2 separate regions of the Homo sapiens genome follow, and region 1 is linked to region 2. The links are chromatin loops, found by intact Hi-C in ENCODE. Cell type or tissue: OCI-LY7. All regions are shown on one strand. Links, peaks and the distances in the headings refer to the core of each region. The heading gives the core; the rest is flanking DNA.

Region 1 (4,403 bases), core at 183-4,182, 780 kb before region 2:
TCTTCCCTGACTCGTTATAATCGCCTCTAACTGGTTCCCTGCCTGCACCTTCATCTGTTCTTCATGGAACAGTGAAAGCAATCCTGTTAATATACAAGTCAGGTCATGTCATTCTTCCATTCAAAATCTTACACTTATTTCCCATCTCACTCAAAATAAATCCCAAAGTCCTTAAAATTGCTTCCAAGGTCCAACATGATTTGCACTCCCCTTTCCTTGTTACCTCTCTGGTACTGTTAACTATTCCCCTTTTCACTCACTCTGCTATAGTCATACTGGATTCCTTACTGTTTGTCAATCTTGTAAGAATCAGCCTGCTCCCTCACCTCAAGTTTTTGTTTCAATGTCATCTTCCCAGACTGATCAGATCATTCCTTACCAGTTATCCCACTATATGCCCAGCAGAATGGCTAAAATAGAAAAGGCTAACAACATCACATGATGGGGAGGATATGGAATAACTAGAACTCTCATACATGGTTAGTGAGGAAAGGCCGATAGATACTGTAAGACCAAACACACACAATCCATAGCCCGGCAAGTCTGCTCCTAAGAATTTACTCAAGAGAAAGGAAAACACAAGTCCACAGAAAGACGTGAGTAAGAATGTTCAAAGAGCTTTATTCATAATGGGCCCAAACTGGAAGCCACTCAAATGTCCACCAAAATAGGACAGATGAACAAACTGTGGTAAAGCCATACAGCAGACTACTACTCAGCAATAAAAAGGAATAAACTATTTATACATGCAACAACATGGGTAAATCTCAAAAACACCATAGGGAGTAAAAATAGCTTCGCACAAAGTACATCAATGAAGTTCTCAACTGGCAAAAATAATCTATGACAGAAAAAAATATCATAACAGTAGTTCCCTCTGGGAAGTGGAGGCAGGGACCGAGAAGGGGAATGAAAGAGTTTTCTGGAATGATGGTAATGTTCTCTATCTTGATGGGGGGCTGAGTTATGTAAATATATGAATATGACAAAATTTAGCCAATATCCACTATTTGTGAATCTCACTGCATGTCAATTTTGACTCAAATGAAAGCAACAGTAAACAAATAGTGAACTCTAATGAATGATATGCATACTGAAGTATTTAGGAAAACATGCACTCATGTGTAATTTACTTTAAATGCCTTTAAAAAATAAGATGAATGGAGAGATGAATACATGGGTGATAAAATAAATAATAACATGGAAGAATCTAGCTAGTGGTATATTATGGGTAAATTCTCATTGTAAATTGTTAAAACTTTTACTGAATGTTTGAAAATGTTCACTGTAAAATCTTGCTGAACCCCAGAACACTGTGTTCCCCAACTCTGTTTTATTTTTCCCTAGCACTTGTGACTTCCTTATAGACCACTTGACAGTTTCTTCTCACCAGAATATAAGATCCTTGAAGGTAGGAGTGAGATTTTTTTGCTTTGCTTTATCCCAGGTCTACAATCACGCCTAAAGCATGTAAGTATCCAATAAATACTTATTTAATAAATAAATGAGCCAATGAATTATACCAGTTATTTAAGGTCCACAAACTATTACCATTTGGAATAGATTTCATAAAGAAACAAAGATAACATTTCATAAAAGCAAAGAAAAAATTAAACCTGTAATCCCAGCACTTTGGGATGCTGAGGCAGGTGGATCACTTGAGGTCAGGAGTTCGAGATCAGCCTGACCAACATAGGGAAACCCTGTCTCTACTAAAAATAAAAAAATTAGCCGGGTGTGGTGGCACATGGCTGTAATCCCAACTACTTGGGAGGCTGAGGAAGGAGACTTGCTTGAGCCTGGGAGGTGGAGGTTGTAGTGAGCCAAGATCGTGCCACTGCACTCCAGCCTGGGTGACAGAGCAAGACTCTGTCTCAAAAAAAGAAAAGAAAAAATTAAAATGAACACATTTTACTTTTGTATCTGAAATACTTGTGGTAATAGTTTAAGGACAGATAGTATCTGGCAAGGAAAAGAGCAATTTAATATCTATTATATTTCACAAGAAATAAATGATACAAGGTTATTACTCTCTACCTATCCTCTTGCTTAAAGCTCAGTAATCAATTTCTAGAATACAAAAAGGAAGACCTTTACAGATAAAATAGTCCAGTTCTGTTATTTCTCTTCAGTGTGAAACATTTGCCAATTTACTACTTTCCTTATAAAATCAACAGGATGTAAAGTCAAGTGACTGAGTAGCACAATAACAGGTGGCCCAGACATGAAGTTTCATTCTGATTCTGTCCTCTCATGTCCTTATTTGTACCCCTAGCATCCGTTTAGGCTTAGGTCGTTTATGCTGTACATATTAAGAGCCTACATGCCCAGTGTGATGTGTGACAATGTAAGCGGGAAGGGAATAAAATTAGAGTCTCTTTCTACGCTTAGAAAAGCCGCAATCTAATTGAATCATTTCCCCAAAATTAAATTTTAAAAGGCTCTCCCAAACTGTTATTTTTTGTTGTAATCTTTATGCTGATGATTTCTATGCCTCCAAAACAGCCCCGAGAGCAGTAAAATACAGATACAAATGTGTCTGTTTTTTTCTAAAATGCCCTACAGCAGCAGCAATGAACTAATTTAAATCTGTCTAAAAGTGCTTATATAATCAATAACACAAACTAAATCTGTCCCACTGCTTAGTCCTTAGCCCTTGTATATACGCACCCTTGCAATTTCATCCAGTATCATGGCTTCAACTACCATTTGGATGCTGGTGATTATTCTAAATCTTAACTTCTAGCTCAGAATTCTGAACTCTAGACATGTATATAAAGACCTTACTATATGTTCCACAGACATCTCTCACATAACATCGACACCCCTGCTCCATGACTCTCCAAATCTGTTCCTCCTCCTGACCTACGTCAGCAAGTTTCACTGTCATCTATCCAGTCACCCAAGTCAGAAGCCTCAATGTTTCCAGCTCCCTTTTGCTTCTTATTTCCCCATTTCCAAATCAGGCACAGATTTCTCATTGGTTTTATGACTAGAAATTACTCAATACTCTCCATCCCACGGCCACAGTTCGTGCAGCAAGTGGCCTTCTAACCTCTAGTATTACATTACTCTCCACTGGTCTTTCTAAGAGTTTGACCAAGTCAACTCTCACACTTCATCTTTGGGTCTTTATTTGCCTCCCTGGTGAAATTCAAACTTGCCTTGGGAAACAGGTCCTCATGACCTAGCTCTAGCTAATTCCTCCAGTTCAACACCTGACCACTTTCTCCCCTGAATTTCCTAATCCACCTAGAATAAGCATCTAATAGAACTTTCTAGTAACATCTATATGTACTGTTCCCTGCCTCTAACTCCATCTATAACTCTTCTCCCTTCTTTATAATTCTACTAGGATGTCTACCCCGCTTTTGGAAAGTCTTCCACAATGATTATGTAATACTATGGTAACATAAAAAACAGGCAGAAGTGACTTAAAAATGCCTATCTCCATAAAGATTCAACTGAAGTCTTTACAAAGTTGAAAACTGAGCAAGTCAGAATCTGGAAAAAAATTCTTGATAGAGATTCCATGACCCCTGAACAACCTGCCTCACACATACTGGAAGTGGCAGAAGATAAGAAAGTAACAAGAAGGATGTAGATTCCCCACAGATTGCTTATTTGTTGTAAGGGAAATATAGTAACTATACTGTGGAGAAACTGGACCATACTTTCACCAGATGGTGAAAATTACCATTACCAGTGAGGTGCAGATGCATCTGTGTGCCTCCAGATGTGATGTCATGGGGACACGATATCCCTTATGTGACATTTCAGCTGGAAATGCAAAACTTCAATATGAGAAAACATCAGACAAACCTAAAATGGGGTCACTCTATTAAAAAAAGTCAAAACTGTATTCTTCAAAAATGTCTACGTCATAAAAGATGAAAACATCTATGAAAAGATGTATATTTTTTTCTTTGAGACAGAGTCTTGCTCTGTCACCTGGGCTGGAAGTGCAGTGGCGCAATCTCGGCTCACTGCAACCCCCACCTCCTGGGTTCAAGCGACTCTCCTGCCTCAGCTCCCGAGTAGTTGGGGTTTACAGGCGCATACCACCAAACCTGGCTAATTTTTTTGTATTTTTAGTAGAGACAGAGTTTCACCATTTTGGCCAGGCTGGTCTCGAACTCCTGACCTCAGGTTATCTGCCCACCTTGGCCTCCCAAAGTGCTGGGATTACAGGTGTGAGCCACCGTGCCCAGCCGACATCCATGAAACTATTTAGGGGTAAAGTGCCACGATGTAGGCAACTTAAATGGTTTGGGAAAAACATATGTGTGTACATATGAGAAAGAGAATAAAGCAAATAGGGCAAAGTGTTAACACGTCTGGGTAAAGGGTAGAGAATGCTCTATGTACTTACTACTCCCCTTCTTGCAACTTTTCTGTAAGTA
Region 2 (4,403 bases), core at 301-4,300:
CAGAGCTCATTTTAATGAATTTTTTTAACATAATTTTCCTCCAGGAACTAGAATAAGCTCATTCCAATCATTTCATACATTTGAAGGGAGTAATACTGCATTTAGAAAAAATGCGTAATTCAGTATTTTTATTAGTTCAGATATTACTCCCAGACCACAATCTGTTTGAGTTATGATTAGCTCTACATAGAATAAATAAGACTATGGAAACAAATGTTGCATTGGGACAAAACACAGGTTTGTGAAAAAGATATATCTGTAGTATTCTTTCAGAGCTTTTGGTTTTAAGTAAGAGAAACCAACTCCCTTTGACTTAAACCAGAGTGAAATTGAATGGATGATACTGATGAGCAAAGATGCAGGAACTGAACAAGCAGAAAACAACAGAAGCTGGATAGCTGAAATCACAGTCAAGGCCAGGCCCAGCACATGCTAAGCAGGCCGCAGCTGGCTGCTGCTGACCTCAGCACTGCTTCCCCTGAGGCCAGGCAGTGTGGGCTTTGCAGCTGCCAGAGTTGATGTCTCCTGCTCCACTCTGATCACCAGCTTCAGTTTTAAAACCAAACTGGCTGAGCCCAGGCCACAATGCCTACTTTATGACTGGGAGGTGGAAAAAGGGGGTAATCTACTTCTTCTAGCTTCACTAGTGGGAGCAGGTCTCATCTCCCACAAAGACTGCTATGGTTTGGCTGTGTCCCCACCCAAATCGCATCTTGAATTGTAACTCCCACAATTCCCGTGAGTCATGGGAGGAACCTGGTGGGAGGTGACTGAATTATGGGAGTGGGTCTTTCCTGTACTGTTCATGTGATAGTGAATAAGTCTCATGAGATCTGATGGTTTTTTAAAAAGAGAAGTTCCCCTGCACAAGCTCTCTCTCTTTGCCTGCTGCCATCCATGTAAGATGTGACTTGCTCCTCCTTGCCTTCTGCCAAGATTGTGAGGCTACCTCAGCCACGTGGAACTGTAAGTTGATTAAACCTCTCTTTCTTTTGTAAATTGTCTTTATCAGCTTCATGAAAATAGACTAATACAAAGACCTAATTAGGGAATTCCTCAAATACACAAAGGAGTCTACTAAATGCTGGATATCTAAACAACTTCCACTACTTATACCCAGAAACTTAAATCTAACTCAAGCCAGAAAACACCTTTGAAGGTGAAATTTCCAAACAAGAGCAGACTAAATTGGGCTTGTTTTATTAACCCAGGTCTCAGCTTCCTTTGTTACTTGGAGATGAACCTGACTACCTCTACCACGTGCTTCTGGGGCTTTCTGGTTGTTTTTCCAAGGGAGGCAATTCCATAATATACAGGGCACATGTGAAATAAGATACACTGTCTGGGAGACAGCAAGCAGGTTGTCCTAAAGGGTAAGATCTAATTCTTGCATTTAAAATTTTTCCTCTGGAAAATTGTGTCAAATCTCAAAAATAATGCTATATAGGGTAAAATAATGATTTGGAGTTAACTGTACACACAGCCCAATTCCTTTGTGATAATAGGGTTTTTTTTCCTATTATATCAACAGAACAGCACTTTGGAACATATGCACTTGAATACGTGATTTTACCAAATCAAGGAAATTCAGTAAGAATCTTTATGATGCAATTTTACTCTTCAGACTAAAAGTACATAAATACATATCACACACACATTTGATACATAATATAATTATTCTATACCATAATATGTCACATATTAGCATATAATATATGAAATGTAATTATCTGTGATATATAATGAAAATTATATATTAAATATGTATAATTATACATAACATAGTATGTTTATAGCATAGTGTAGCATATAAATTGTCTTATATCTCTTTTTGCTTATTTTCTCCCTTTATCTCATATTAATTATTTGCCCATTTTGAAACTCATGAAGTAACAGTTTAATAAATTAGGTATTATCATTTGCTAAACAGGTGATTAGGGAGAGAGGTAAAGTGATATTTTAAGTAATTTCTTTGGAGTATCTTCTTGCTACTGTGTTCTCTGTTTCTGTCAGTGTAACGGGGAAATTGAAAGTTGGCTAGATATCATTTTAAGCTACTATTCATTTTCATTTCCCCATTTTATTTTTGTGAGACTATTTCACTTGTCAGTTCAAGACGTTAGACACATTTGATTAAATTATCAGTGAGTGATCATTGTGACAGTAAGACGCAGAAGAGGAGAGGTGAAAAACGTTTGCAAAAGAAAAGCAGAGATATAGAAGAATGGGTAGGAAATGAATGGGGTGATGAAACAGAGAAGTCTCAATAAAGCCCCTGATAAACAAAGCCAGGTGTCCCAGCAGAAAACCTTGCTTCCCCCATCCAGCTGTGCTCCACAGGCAGCCCCTCTTTCATCTGGGCAGATCCTTTTCATAGTTAAAATAGCTACTATCAACTTAGGAATAAATGTGCCCACAGTACAGCTTCTTTATAAGAATGGCATCATTCCCTCTTCTGTTAATGGAGATGGTCTCTATCTACATGGATGTATAGAGAAAGGATTTTTAAGACCCACTTTACCCCAGATCTGTTTTACAGCAAAGCTCTTCATGATAAGTTCCAGCCAACATCACATTTCACAGAGCTTGAGAAAGCCAGCGCAGTGGGGAATCCAATCTCCCAGGGTGTGGTAGCATCTTCTTATATATTTGGAGTCCCTTCATACATAAATCAGAGGAGAAGACAGTCATGTAATGCTCACAATTATGGCCTGTGAAGTATGCAAGACCTGGGTCTCAGAAAGCCACAGCTCCACAAGGCATTAGATTTATGCCCATAGCAAATTACCAAAACTCTCAGAAGCCCTTTTGTGCTGGTCCACAGTGGAGGAGAAGTCATGGAATTTTTTCAAGAAGGATGTTGGAAAGATTGCATGAGGAAAAGTTCTCAGGATGCTGTCAGGCATACAGTAATTATTATAATCAGAATATGGTTGTTAATTCTTGTTGATGAAAATAGCCAAACTTTGTAAAATATTTAAAGAGATTTATTCTGAGCTAAATGTAAGGACCATGATCTGTGACACAACCTCAAGAGGTCCTGAGAACATGTGCCCAAGGTGGTTGGGTTACAGCCTGGTTTTATATGTTTTAGGGAGACATAAGATATCAATCAGTACATGTGAGGTACATATTGGTTTGGTCTGGAAAGGCAAGACAATGTGGAGCTGTGGGGGAGGTGGTGAGGAAAAGGGCTTCCAGGTCATAGGTAGATTTAAAGATTTTCTGATTAGCAATTGGTTTAAAGAGTTAAGTTATTATCTAAAGACTGGGAATCAATAGAAAAGAGTGTCTGGGTTAAGATAACGGGCTGTAGAAACCAAGGTTTTTATTATGTAGATGAAGTCTCGTAGGTTGCAGCCCTTAGATACAATAGATGGCAAATGCTTGCTATTCAGATCTTTAAAAGGGGGAGAATATAATGAGCCATGTCCAACGGCCCCCCACTTCCGATCATGGTCTAAATTAGTTTTTCAGGTTTCTTTGGAATCATTTTTGCCAAAAGGGAGATCCATTTGGTTGGTTGGGGGGCTTAGAATTTTTTTGGTTTGCATTCTTATATGTTTTAAAGGTTTTTGTCTTCTTCTCCTTCTCCTTCTCCTTCTTCTCCTTCTTCTATTTTGAGATGGGGTCTCACTCTGTTGCCCAGGCTGGCATGTAGTGGCACGATCTTGGCTCACTGCAACCTCTGCCTCCCTGGCTAAAGCAATCCCCTGGCCTTAGCCTCCCAAGTAGCTGGGACTACAGGTGTGCACCACCATATCTGGCTAATTTTTAGTATTTTTGGTAGAAATGAGGTCTCTCTGCCCATGCAGCCCAGGCTGGTCTTGAACTCCTGAACTCAAGTAATCCAACCACCTCAGCCTCCCAAAGTGCTGGGATTATAGGCATGAGCCACCCAGCTGCTTTAAAGTTTTATAAAAACTTTCACATTTATTTTCTCATTTGAGCCTCAGTACCACCTATGTTGTAGACATTTTTAGATTATATTATAATTATATTAAAACTCTTTGACTCCATAGATGTTGAGATAATTGGTAAAGCTCCCTTAGCTTGCAATCAATCAGTGGTGCTGGAGTCTTAACCCAGGTCTTTACAGGTTAGGTCATTTGCCTGGTTCACTGTTGTGAACCAAGTTTTAATTTGTTGTCTCTCGCTCCATCCAAACACTCCTTTCATCTAATTCATCATGTAAATATAAATGGACTCAGATAGCTCCTATATTCTGTGGCATAGTAGATTAATTTAACTATTTTTTCAGATCTCAATAATGATTTCATATTTCATGTGAGTTTACACTGGAACTTTTGAATTAAAACAACTTTAGATTTTGTGGTTTAATAATGGAGAGTCTGAAGACATGTTCCATTTCTTTAAAAAAAATATTACATTGTGTACAATTG

The links. A loop is a pair of places that touch in the nucleus more often than their neighbours do. Peaks named below come from ENCODE experiments on the same cell type or tissue, not always from the same donor. Only the 100,000 strongest peaks of a DNase experiment are listed, where the experiment ranks them.
Region 1: it touches region 2 in a loop (7-fold over the local background); 1 of 110 quality-filtered maps calls a loop at or near these places.

The regions. Positions count from the first base shown.
Region 1 is chr10:32,315,766-32,320,168 of GRCh38, forward strand. The region is part of intron 1 of EPC1 (enhancer of polycomb 1); the gene reads right to left. Among named protein-coding and RNA genes, the nearest start is that of EPC1, 29 kb to the right of the region's middle. RefSeq lists an enhancer at 2,054-2,113. In OCI-LY7, for the core only: no CTCF peak of the experiment used is centred there; DNase peaks (open chromatin) are centred at 2,256 and 2,876; H3K4me3 peaks cover 1,874 bases; H3K27ac peaks cover 2,715 bases.
Region 2 is chr10:33,093,949-33,098,351 of GRCh38, forward strand. The region is part of intron 1 of IATPR (ITGB1 adjacent tumor promoting lncRNA); the gene reads right to left. Among named protein-coding and RNA genes, the nearest start is that of IATPR, 21 kb to the right of the region's middle. RefSeq lists an enhancer at 2,019-2,684. In OCI-LY7, for the core only: no CTCF peak of the experiment used is centred there; DNase peaks (open chromatin) are centred at 2,173 and 2,643; H3K4me3 peaks cover 2,840 bases; H3K27ac peaks cover 3,706 bases.